Regions from separate parts of the Homo sapiens genome. Here all the other regions are linked to region 1. A link is a contact called in ENCODE Hi-C data. All regions are on one chromosome and are shown on one strand. The core of a region is the stretch at or near the end of the contact, and the rest is flanking DNA. Distances in the headings are between cores, read along the strand shown. Region 1 holds the start of PDCL3 (phosducin like 3). Region 2 holds the start of COA5 (cytochrome c oxidase assembly factor 5). Region 3 holds the start of MRPL30 (mitochondrial ribosomal protein L30).

Evidence for each region. A loop is a pair of places that touch in the nucleus more often than their neighbours do. Pooled maps may share reads with other maps.
Region 2: a map of B cell shows a loop between it and region 1 (20-fold over the local background). The contact joins the promoter of COA5 here to the promoter of PDCL3 in region 1. A Hi-C loop is called at or near these places in 1 of 168 maps with a recorded cell type or tissue (B cell), 2 of 37 single-sample maps with no recorded cell type and 9 of 50 pooled maps.
Region 3: a loop to region 1 is called in a map of OCI-LY7, with 5 times the contacts of the local background. The contact joins the promoter of MRPL30 here to the promoter of PDCL3 in region 1. A Hi-C loop is called at or near these places in 2 of 168 maps with a recorded cell type or tissue (OCI-LY7 and naive thymus-derived CD4-positive, alpha-beta T cell), 2 of 37 single-sample maps with no recorded cell type and 12 of 50 pooled maps.

The regions. Positions count from the first base shown.
Region 1 is chr2:100,560,950-100,564,623 of GRCh38, reverse strand. It overlaps PDCL3 (phosducin like 3), which reads right to left and starts at 1,631. Exons shown (of 6, transcript NM_024065.5): 1 at 1,551-1,631. The coding sequence starts at 1,556. RefSeq lists a silencer at 1,305-1,644 and an enhancer at 2,090-2,886.
Region 2 is chr2:98,606,881-98,610,554 of GRCh38, reverse strand. COA5 (cytochrome c oxidase assembly factor 5) reads left to right here and starts at 2,043. Exons shown (of 3, transcript NM_001008215.3): 1 at 2,043-2,248. The coding sequence starts at 2,150. UNC50 (unc-50 inner nuclear membrane RNA binding protein) reads right to left here and starts at 1,966. Exons shown (of 6, transcript NM_014044.7): 1 at 1,829-1,966; 2 at 516-799. The coding sequence starts at 795. RefSeq lists a silencer at 1,739-1,838 and an enhancer at 1,902-2,891.
Region 3 is chr2:99,179,228-99,182,901 of GRCh38, reverse strand. MRPL30 (mitochondrial ribosomal protein L30) reads right to left here and starts at 1,718. Exons shown (of 6, transcript NM_145212.4): 1 at 1,653-1,718. MITD1 (microtubule interacting and trafficking domain containing 1) reads left to right here and starts at 1,844. Exons shown (of 7, transcript NM_138798.3): 1 at 1,844-2,071. The coding sequence starts at 1,921. RefSeq lists a silencer at 1,337-1,509 and enhancers at 1,727-1,776, 1,797-2,026, 2,037-2,176.

The sequences.
Region 1 (3,674 bases), core at 382-2,881:
GTTCTGAGATACATCAAAAGAAAAATGAGGCCGGGCGCGGTGGCTCATGCCGATAATCCCAGCACTTTGGAAGGCCTAGGCGGGCAGATCACCAGGTCAGGAGATCGAGACAATTCTGGCTAACATGGTGAAACCTTGTCTCTACTAAAAATACAAAAAATTACCCGGGAGTGGTGACGGGCGCCTGTAGTCCCAGCTACTCAGGAGGCTGAGGCAGGAGAATGGCGTGAACTGGAGAGGCGGAGCTTGCAGTGAGCCGAGGTCGCGCCACTGCACTCCAGCCTGGGCGACAGAGCAAGACTCTGTCTCAAAAAGAAACAAACAAACAAACAAACAAAAAGAGCAGAATCCTTTCTACAGGGTGGTCAGGGAAGGCCTCAAGGGACCTGAAGGACAGGGAATGCAAAGGAGGCCAGGGCAGCCCTCAAGCTACCACTTCACCATTTAAGAGTGTCTAGGCCAGGTGCGGTGGCTCATCCTGTAATCCCAACACTTTGGGAGGCTGAGGCTGGGCAACATAGGGAGACCCCATCTGCACAAAAAATTAGCCCAGAGTGGTGGGTGCACGCCTGTGGTCCCAGCTACTCCGGAGGCTGACAAGGGAGGATGGCTTAGCCCCGGGAGGTCGAGGTTGCAGTGAGCTGTGACAGAGCCACTGCACTCCAGCCTGGGCAACAGAGCAAGACCCGGTCTCAAAAAAAAAAAAAACAGTGTCTGGCTCCTGGCAGACACGCCCTCCCCTCCAGCCCCTAATGCCTCCCTCCCCAGCAAAACCCGCACCCTCTCCTCTCCATCTGCCACTAAGCAGAGATTAGAATTTCTGACCACTGCGGGATCTTTGGACAGTGACAAAATTTAGTTGGCATAGGTTTTCACCCACAATAGTGCCCATTTCCATGGTGTTTTCATTCATTCTCCTTAGGCTTTAACCAAATTCCGCTAGTAAATTGCAGCTACAGAAAAATAATTTATTTTACCTATTTTAATAAAAAAAAAAAAAAGGACGAAACAGAGGGACCCTCGCGGGGAGCTCTGGAACCCGAGCGGTCAGATAGGGAACACGCCCCAAGCGGATCCCAGGGCTCGGGGGAAGAGGGTGTAACTAAGCCCTCACCTGGCTCTCAGTGGAGCCAGGAACACCGGCTGTGGCGCTGCTTTACGTGCGGAAGACCCCAGGCCGGACCCTCCGCTTCCTAACACCTCTGCCCAGGTGTGCCTTAGGGGAGTTCAGGAGAGGAGGTAACTTTTGTTAGGCGGGATCCGGCAAGACCTTCACAGGCCCGGGTGGGTAGAGACCGCGAGAAGACATAGTCCCGGAGGACGAGGTTTGGGGGACCCGGCACACCGAGGCGGGGACGCCCAGGCCGTGGGTCCTGGTGGGACCACGCCCGCCTCCCGCACTGCGCCTGCGCAGGGCCTGGACGCGCCGGGCCTCCCTCGTGCCTGCGGCGCCGGAGCTTCCCCCAGGGCGGGCGTCCACTGCCCGCCCGGGCCTAACGAGACAAAGGAACGGGCCGCAGCCCCCAGACCCGAGACCCGTCCTAGCTCACCTGCATCTTGTTTCCAGTTCAGTTGCTCAAACCAGCTGTGCCGCAGCGCCCCCGCCCCTCAGCTCTCTTTTGTGCACGCGCACAGCGCCGCCACGCCTCTTCCCCCAGCCCAGCCTTCGCCCCGCCCAGGGACGAGCGGCGGGGAGTAAGGGCGGAAGCAACAGCCTTGAGTCTGCGCCTGCTCTTCAAGGAACTGGCACAGAAGCGTTCGCATGCGCCAGATAGGATCTGCCTACTGTCCTGCTCGGAGTGCACTTGACCTGGTTCTAATTCTGGTGGCTGCCTTATTAGGGCTGGTCTTCAGCGGAGGAGGGGTGGGGCTGGGTGGAGGAGGAGCCCGGGGCCGTGTGCCTTTTCCAGCTGCCGGCCCAAACCTGTAAAGACGTCTCGCTCTGACTAGCCTAACAAGTCAGAAATAGAAAATTGCCTCTAGGCCGGGCGCGGTGGCACACGCCTGTGATCCCAGGCCGAGGCGGGCGGATCACTTGAGGTCAGGAGTTCGAGATCAGCCTGGCCAACATGGTGAAACCCCGTCTCTACTAAAAATACAAAAAAATTAGCCGGGCGTAGTGGTGGTTGCCTGTAATCCCAGCTACTCTGGAGGCTGAGGCAGAAGAATTGCTTGAACGGGGGAGGCGGAGCTTGCAGTGAGCTGAGATCTCTCCACTGCACTCCAGCCTGGGTTACAGAGCGAGACTCCGTCTTAAATAAATAAATAAATAAAAATGATGCAGGGTCTTCTGGAATTCACCCACGATCACTTCAGCCTTGGAAAAGGCAACTCATTAATAAGACATTGAGAGCCTGCTGTGTACCAGGCACCATTCTAGGCTCTGCAGATGCAGCAGTGAGCAAAACACTAAAACAAAGGTGAAAGTCATCTGCCGTGCCTGAGTATCAGGAGACCCATGTATGCAGGCACACAGGCACTGAGCAAAAAGCAGCAATCTGACTTGTAAAATGCAGGTATTGGGCTCCAGAGCTTCTGCCCAGGCACACTCCAAGTTTAAGAGAGCAATATTCCTACCTGGTATGGAAGGAAGCATCTTGCACACGTGGGCTAACTTGCTGCCTCCTGGCAACTAAGCGGACACAGAGAGTAGAGACCCACACACCTGTGAGATAGGCGCAGGGCTTCCAACCGTGGCTATGCATTAGAATCACCTGGAAGCCCTCAAAAACTAGGAATGTCCTGGGGCTCCATCCCCAGACAAATTAAATCCTTGGAAATGAGGCCTAGCACAGATACTTTCTTAAAGATCCTCAGGTGATGCTAAAGTGCACAGTCGTTGATATAGAGTGAATCAAATGATTGCTTGAGAGCAAGGAGTTTTTATTTAATTTATAAGGATCCTTAAGATTTTTCTCACTCATTTCAACTGAATTACAGGCCCTTTTAGGGATTTATTAATGTATCTGGCAGCACAATGTTTGTTAATGAATTTTCCTTGGGTCTTACCACCAAAATCAGGACTGGAACTAACTTTGAGTTTGATCCTGTGCTTCTTGCTCAGTCCTGCACAGCAACAGAGCAGGTGGTGTTTTGTCCTTTCCTCATCCCCAGCCTTTGCTGTTCCCTGAGGCCTGTTTTCCAGGACTCAGCTATTCTACAGTTGCTCTTCCCCACATGATCCGGTCAGAGGCATTCTAACCAAAGCCAATCCATCCTGAATAGGGGATGGGGAAAAGGAGGCTGAGACCTACTGGGTTGTATTCCCAGAAGGTTACGCATGCTTAGTCACAGAATATTTACCAAACAGACCTAAGACAACAGACCCAGGAAATGGCCTGGTGTCCTGAAAGCTTTCTTTTTTCTTTCTTTTTTTTGAGATGGAGTTTCACTCTTGTTGCCCAAGCTGGAGTGCAATGGCGTGATCTCGGCTCACTGCAATTTCCACCTCCTGGGTTCAAGCGATTCTCCTGCCTCAGCTTCCGAATAGCTGGGATTACAGGTGCGCGCCACCACGCCTGGCTAATTTTTTTTTTTTGTATTTGTAGTAGAGACGGGGTTTCACTGTGTTAGCCAGGCTGGTCTCGAACTCCTGACCTCAGGTGATCCACCTGCCTTGGCCTCCCAAAGTGCTGGGATTAAAGGTGTGAGCCACCGCACCTGGCCTTGTTTTG
Region 2 (3,674 bases), core at 794-3,293, 2.0 Mb after region 1:
CAGTATTTAGAACGCCAGTGTAGAGAAGGCACTAACATAGTTTAAGTCCAGTTAAGGTGCAAAACACCCTATAAACTTCAATATCTTACCCACTTCAACACCCTACAGGTAAATGAGACCCTTGCATTATGGAATTGGAGAACTTCAGTTTCTCAGGTTCCCATCAATACCTTTACAATTCTCACTGTGGATTTGCCTGTGAAATGCAATTTCCAGTTTCATATTCCTATTCACAGTCAGCTGACATTTGGGTACCGATTCAAGTACTTAAAAAGATATGGAGTGAATCTTGTCCCCTGCTTTTCAATGTCCTAGGGTAACAGTTTACTCTGGCATCTGCTTGGGACCTGTAGAACCAAGACTACAACTTTCTTTCCTGTGAGATTTTTTGAGGCTTCAGTAAAAAGGAGAAATAGTTTCCAATATTTCCAGATTCTGACCCACAACACATTTATAACAAAAAATCTAATCAGAAACACTCAGCGTTCAATTCTATCTCAGATAAACACACTTACCACAGAGCCAGATACTTAACAGGACCAAGAAAGCAGGGTCATCTCTGGCCCACTGGTCCTTCGTCTGTTTTCGATAATGAAAATTTCTGTAAACTCTCTGTGGGGATGTGAACAGGTAGAGCATCTGCCAGGCAGCAAATTCAAAGTCCATTTGCCGAAAGCGGAAAAGCCTTCTCAGATATTTGTAGCGTTTCGCTCCGGCTGTGTGTCTTGCCGCATCCCTGGAATTCAAGACTCCGTTCCCCTGCACTAAGGAATTCACTGAAGTACTCGGTAACATCTTCCTAGATGGAAGAAAAACATTTCTTTTACACGTATTCTGAAGAAACATTTGGCTACCGACACTCCTCTTCTGAGTTATTTGGCAGGGAGGTCACTTTCCATGTTCTTCCCAACCCTAGAGAAAGGCCAGGAGTCAAAAGCAAATGCAGTTAGTTCTGAGGCGGGTCTTGGGGCTTGGGAACCGCAGACTGCAACCTCAGGCAAGGGCAACAGCCCACCCTTCTGAATCACCTAATAACACTTATCCAGGGGCAGCTACCATTACAGAGACAGGGATGATGTGACTGCCCCATGACTCCGAGGATAGTGATAGAGCCAAGATTGGAAATCTGACTCGAAATTCCGTGCTCTTAACCACCAAGCTTTTAAGAAAATGCCTAAGAAAGCAGTTTCAGCCGGTTAGAACAGTGTTACTGAAGAGGTCAAATAAATGGCCTATTCACACAGATCCATCAGCGCACTGCCAGCAAGCTTCTCGGTCACTAGAATGAGATTAAAAAACCAAGAAAAACTCCGATCCCTAGTGTTTTACATCCGGAATAGTTCAGCAGAGGGAGCGGTAGCGTCGGAGTCCAATCCAACCGGTCCGAGCTCCGGGGAACGCCGGCCACTGCCCGGCTGCCCGTCTCCCCTCCACTTCGCAGGCCCCCCAGACGCCGGCAGGGTCTGGCCGAGCCCAGCTGCTCCCTCCCTGCCCGGGGCCGCGGGTACGGCTGCCAGATTTAGCAAATAAAAACACAGAATACCCAGCTCCATTTGGATTTCAGACAGGCCACGAATAAGGTTTTAGTATGCCTACATCCCACGCAACATTTCGGACATGCTTATACTAAATGCTCTTTCTTTATCTACGATGCAAATGTAACTGGGCGTCCTTTCATTTTAGCCGCAACTCTATCGCCGGCCGAGGGGCCGGACGCCGACATGGTCACTGCCAGGCCGCAGCGACGTCAGGCCGCAAGCTGTCGGGATTAAATGGCCCCCGGCGCGAGCCCGGGCCGCGGGAGGGCAGAGTGGTCCTCAGGCCTCACCTGGAGTCCTGCTACAGCCTCGACCCACGTCCGAACCAGCCCACCACCTCCTCCCAGCAGCCGACCCCAGCCGCCACCGGGCGGGCTTCCCTTCCCTCAACGGAGCCGGCCCTTGGGGCGCGCCGCGTCACGGGAACCGACTTCCGCCGCGGACGCGCCACCTCTCGGCCCCCGTAGTCCTCGGCCCTACCGCCGCGGCCCGCCGGAAGTTGTTGCCGCTGGCTTCCGGTCCCCTGAGACTGGGGCCTCGCTCGCTCCCGACCCGGTTGCAAGTGTTGCGGTGGGAGAAAGTCGCGTCCGCATCGGAGGGGAAGCGCCGTCATGCCTAAGTATTATGAGGACAAGCCGCAGGGCGGCGCGTGCGCGGGCCTGAAGGAGGACCTGGGCGCGTGTCTGCTGCAGTCGGACTGTGTGGTCCAGGTAGCGCGGCCGGGCGCTCCCGGTGGTGACGACCCCTGTCCCAGGCAGGCCTGGCTCGGCGGAGGGCAGCGGGTCGCCCGCGGCGGCGGTTGGAGTTAACCATCCCGGGCGTAGGTCACAGCTCGGGCTCACTGAACGTGCGCAGATCCACTGAGCTGTCGGAGCCCCAGTTCCCTGTGGGGTTAAATCGGAGATAACGATAAACGCACCCTGTCGGGTTTTTGTAAAGGTTAACCCATTTCAGTTCACGAAGCCTTTATTGAATGCTAGCACTCTACTAGGCTTTGGAGACATAAAGGAGAATAAGCCAGGTTTCTTGCCTGCCTAGAAATGATAATCTGTAGAATTAATGATTCCAGAGAGTTGCGTAAACCTGGTACACTGCCCTGGCCAGTAGTGTCTCCTGCCTGTTCAGTTGTGACAATGTGTGCTCAGTTTGACTTGTGTTGATGTGAATTTGTTTCTGAGTTACAGTTCTCTGCATTCTTGGATGTTAAGTTGTAAAAATAAGGCAACTCCATATTTTCACGATTTCGTATCTTGCTTCCCCTACACTCTTCCTTCACTCCCCGGCTACAGACACAGGTCTCCTCAGCACCCTCTTGGAATGCACTGAAACATGTAGTGAGGTTCACAGTGGACCTGAGTTCTGGATTAGAGCTCAAGTAAAGCACAAGTGCCTTTTCCAATTGCAGAGGCCCGACGAGAGGGCATTCAATTGTGTGCAATTGTCTTTGCATTGGGGGATGTAGTTTCAGAAAGTTGCTGTTATTTCAGAGAAAAGATTACCCCCAAATGGACATCCACTGTAAGACTGTACCAGTGTTTCTACCGAGTCACAATTTGTTTGGTTCACTGATTTTAGCAGTCAGCCATTCTCGCCTCCCAATGTCTAGTAAAACTTGAGTTATTATAAATTTAAGAGATTATCTCGCCCAACTTCCTTATATAAATGAGGAAACTGAAGTACCGTTGTTTTCAGGCTCCCCTGTCCAGGGCTGTGTCCCTTCTGCCCCTTACTCACTGGTGCTGCCGTTCAGCCAGCTCCTGGTAAATGCCTCTTAAGTGGCAGGCATGGTACCTGACACTGGTGATAACGAAGATGAATCAGTAACAGTCACTACCCATGTAAGCTTGGTGTCATGGGAGAAATAGACATCTAAGGGTCTAAATTCCTGCCATAAGACTGTAAGCATTTATTAAACATGTGTTTAATGACTAGATCTTGAGGAGAAAAATGCGTTAGCCCAAGGGAGAGCGTCTGATTTTGCTTCAGAATTTGGAATCTTCTGAGATGACATTTGAGCTGAGTCTTAAAAGTTGAGTAGTAGTTTATCAAGTAAAGGAGTGGGAACTGTTGTGGTTGTGGGGAAAATCTGAAAGAACAGCAAGTGCAGAGGCAGGGAGATGTGGGAGGGCGCAGAGG
Region 3 (3,674 bases), core at 469-2,968, 1.4 Mb after region 1:
TGCATGTACATTCAATAGCACGCTAATTCCATAGGAAAAGGGTTTTTAGATTTTGTTGTTTTGGGTCTGTTATATTCATAGAAGTATCCCAAACATCTGTGTAAAGCGGTATCTGCCCTATAGCAGACATATAATATATTTTTGCAGAATAACTGAAGTTTAAATATTTACAGACTTCTGAAGGTGTGATAGTCAAAAGTTACAAGTTTTTAGAGACAGAGTCTCGCTATGTTTCTGGTATTGAACTCAGCCTCAAGCAATCCTCAATTTTCCCAGTAATTGGAGCTAGGTGTGTGTCACCACGTTTGACTCAAAGAATACGTTTATTTTATCTTATTTATTTTTTTGAGACGGAGTCTCGCTCTGTCGCCCAGGCTGGAGTGCAGTGGCACGATCTGGGTTCACTGCAAGCTCCGCCTCCCGGGTTCACGCCATTCTCCTGCCTCGGCCTCCCCAGTAGCTGGGACTACAGGCGCCCGCCCGGACGCCCGGCTAATTTTTTGTATTTTTAGTAGAGACGGGGTTTCACCGTGTTAGCCAGGATGGTCTCGATCTCCTGACCTCGTGATCCTCCCGCCTCGGCCTCCGAAAGTGCTGAGATTACAGGCGTGAGCCACCACGCCCGGCAAGGAATACGTTTTAATAAAGTAAAAGTTACTGTTAATAATTAGGCACGTAACTCCTGGACCCTGAAACAATTACGCTGTCTTCTGTAAAACAGGAAAATATCAGGCATCACAGGAGAAGTATGATCCCATTTCTATTTTTTTAAATGTCTGTGAACGTGTGTAATCACAGAAAAACTCTGGAAGGTTGTCAGAAAAACGTTAACATACCCCTGGGGGTATGAAAAAAGGCGTTTTTCCTCCCCCTTCTCCCCCCCAGCGACCGATAGTTCTTTTGTCTTTTTACAATGAGCATGCATGCAACAGGAATGTTAAAAATCGATTTCTTTTTCTAAACCGACAATGTATACAATTATTAAAGGGGGAAAAACACTTCTGAAATGCAAAACATGGAATCACTCTTGCAGAGATACCAGAGATCTCTGAAAGCTGGAAGCGTGTCTCTTCTCTGAACTCCTAGTGCCTAACAAGCAGTAGGCAGCCCTCATTACTGCCTCTTGGCAAAAAGGGCAGAACAAACAGCTTTTGGTAGGTCTCGATCAAAATGGTAACAAATCACAGTTTTAATAAAATGGCAAATATTCTAACTGCCAACTCTTGGATGTTTGCATTATAAAATGAAGCAATACAAAGATAAAGGCAATTTTCTGTCTTCATTAAAAAAAAAAAAAAGCAACCTTAATACCCAGTGGCAACCCTAAGTTATGAATAAAGCAGCAGCACAGAAAATGCTGCTTGGGTTCCCTTTCCCAAGCTGTCCAGCCTCGGCGGCTCCGTTCTTGAGCTCCAAGAGTCTGGGCACAAAAAGCCGCGTGGCCCTGGATCCTGCAAATTGGGAAACGGGGGGATCCTGCAGGCCAATGGCCTTACGGGAGCCAATGTGACGGGATCAGGGGCAGACCCATTTAGGTTGCCGTAACCGGCCAATTCAGTACGCAATAGGGAAAATCAATTAGGATCTGCAGAGGGTTCCCGGATACACCTTGCGAAGAATGCCGCACTCTCCGCCACTCATTCCCCACTCACCGGCACCCGCTAAACCTTCAGCCTGAAATTTTCCTCCGAAGGGAAGCAGAGCAGAGGAAGAACTACCAAGTGCTACACTCAAAGCCTGCCGTCGCAGTGAGCGCGACCTCCAAACTGAGGCATTTTTGTTCCGGCGAAATCCCTCCCACTCAGGAAAGTCCCTAGAAAGAGAGCGCAGGCGCCTGGGTATCACATGACCACTTCCCGGAAGCGCAGCAGACCCGCTCAACTTCATCCTGGGTTGAGGCGGAGGAGAACTTCCAGAATTATGGCGAAGTCCGGGCTGAGGCAGGACCCGCAGAGCACAGCTGCAGCCACTGTGCTAAAGCGGGCAGTAGAACTAGATTCGGAGTCGCGGTATCCGCAGGCTCTGGTGTGTTACCAAGAGGGGATTGATCTGCTCCTGCAGGTTCTGAAAGGTGAGCAATGAGCCAAGGCGGGGAGGACCTGAGGAAAAGGAGCTGGTTCCTGCTGTGTCTGGGGTGAAGTGAAAGAGTTAAAAATGATTTTTCCACACCACGAAGAAGCAGTTAAATACAGAAGGTGGGATATTCTATAGGACAACTGGGCCGCTTTCTTTTAGATCTTTAATAGATTGATGTTACCTAGAAAAGGTGGGGAGGCTACTAGTCTAGATTTTAAAAGACTTAAGAGATATAAGATATAACGCAATGTAATATATAAGCTTTGATAGGACCTGGGTTTGTACGAACTTTAAAAGACATTTTTGGATCTATTAGAAAAGTTTGAATATAGATTGGGGGGCATTAAAATTATTTTCTTAGGCAATATGATTTTTTTTCCAAAACTTTCCTTAATTTTTAGAGATGCAGACCAAAGTGTTTTAGAAAGAGATGCTATGATGTCTTTAGTTAATTTTCCTTAAGCAAAAATTTCTTAAAAATCGAAGCTCTATTTGAGCAAAAATGCTAATTTTAAAAATTTCGGTGATGGGTAATAAGGGTGTTTATTATACGATTATTTTTAATTTTCTGTTTAAACATTTGCATTTAAAGCAAGCCAAAGTAAAATTATGTAGCGGTAGAAGAAGAAAAGTTTTTCTTAAACGGATGAGGTTCGGTGTGAGAAATGCGCAGGGTTGTGGAGGAGACAAGTGAGACTTTTCGTATTATTCAATGTTGAGAAATACCCAAATATTCCTTAACACCCAGCACAACCCTGGCTCACAGTAGACACTCAATATTTATGTATTAAATTGATAAGATCAGCTCCTGCTCCCCAACCCCCGACACTCCCGGTCTGGACTAAGCTCCCTCTGTTCTTTCTAGTTTAAGCTTCTTATAATTAAAGTGTTACAGAAGCTTTGGGGCAGCAGAGGGGAGCCCTTTATGGTTTGGTGCTTTGGTCAGAACTACAAACTCTACCGGCCGGGCGCGGTGGCTCACTCCTGTAATCCCAGCACTTTTTTGGGAGGCCGAGGCAGGTGGATCATGAGGTCAAGAGATCGAGACCATCCTGGCCAACATGGTGAAACCCCGTCTCTACTGAAAATACAAAAATTAGCCGGGCATGGTGGCACGCACCTGTAGTCCCAGCCACTTGGGAGGCTGAGGCAGGAGAATTGCTTGAATCCGGGAGGCGGAGGTTGCAGTGAGCCGAGATCGCGCCACTGCACTCCAGTCTGCCAATAGAACAAGACTCCGTCTCAAAAAAAAGAAAAAATAACTGTAAACTCTACCTTGCCTGGGGCATTATTTGATGATAATGATGACAGTGACAACAGCAATAAGCATAGATATCACGTTTCAGTGCTGAGTGCCAGGCATTGCAGAAAACATTAAAAGCATGATCTCGTTTCATCCGTACCAATTGCCCTATCAAGTAGGAGTTGATGGTATTCTCGTTTTACAGCATAAAAAGTATTGTTCGCTTTCAAGTTCTGCCACTAGGAGGTGGTAGAGTCACAGTCGGAGCCCAAGGCCCCAACGACTCTGGTATACTGAATCCCAAAAGAGAGATGGTGTACTGTGTTGGTCAGGTGGAACACTGCTCAAGTTTTGG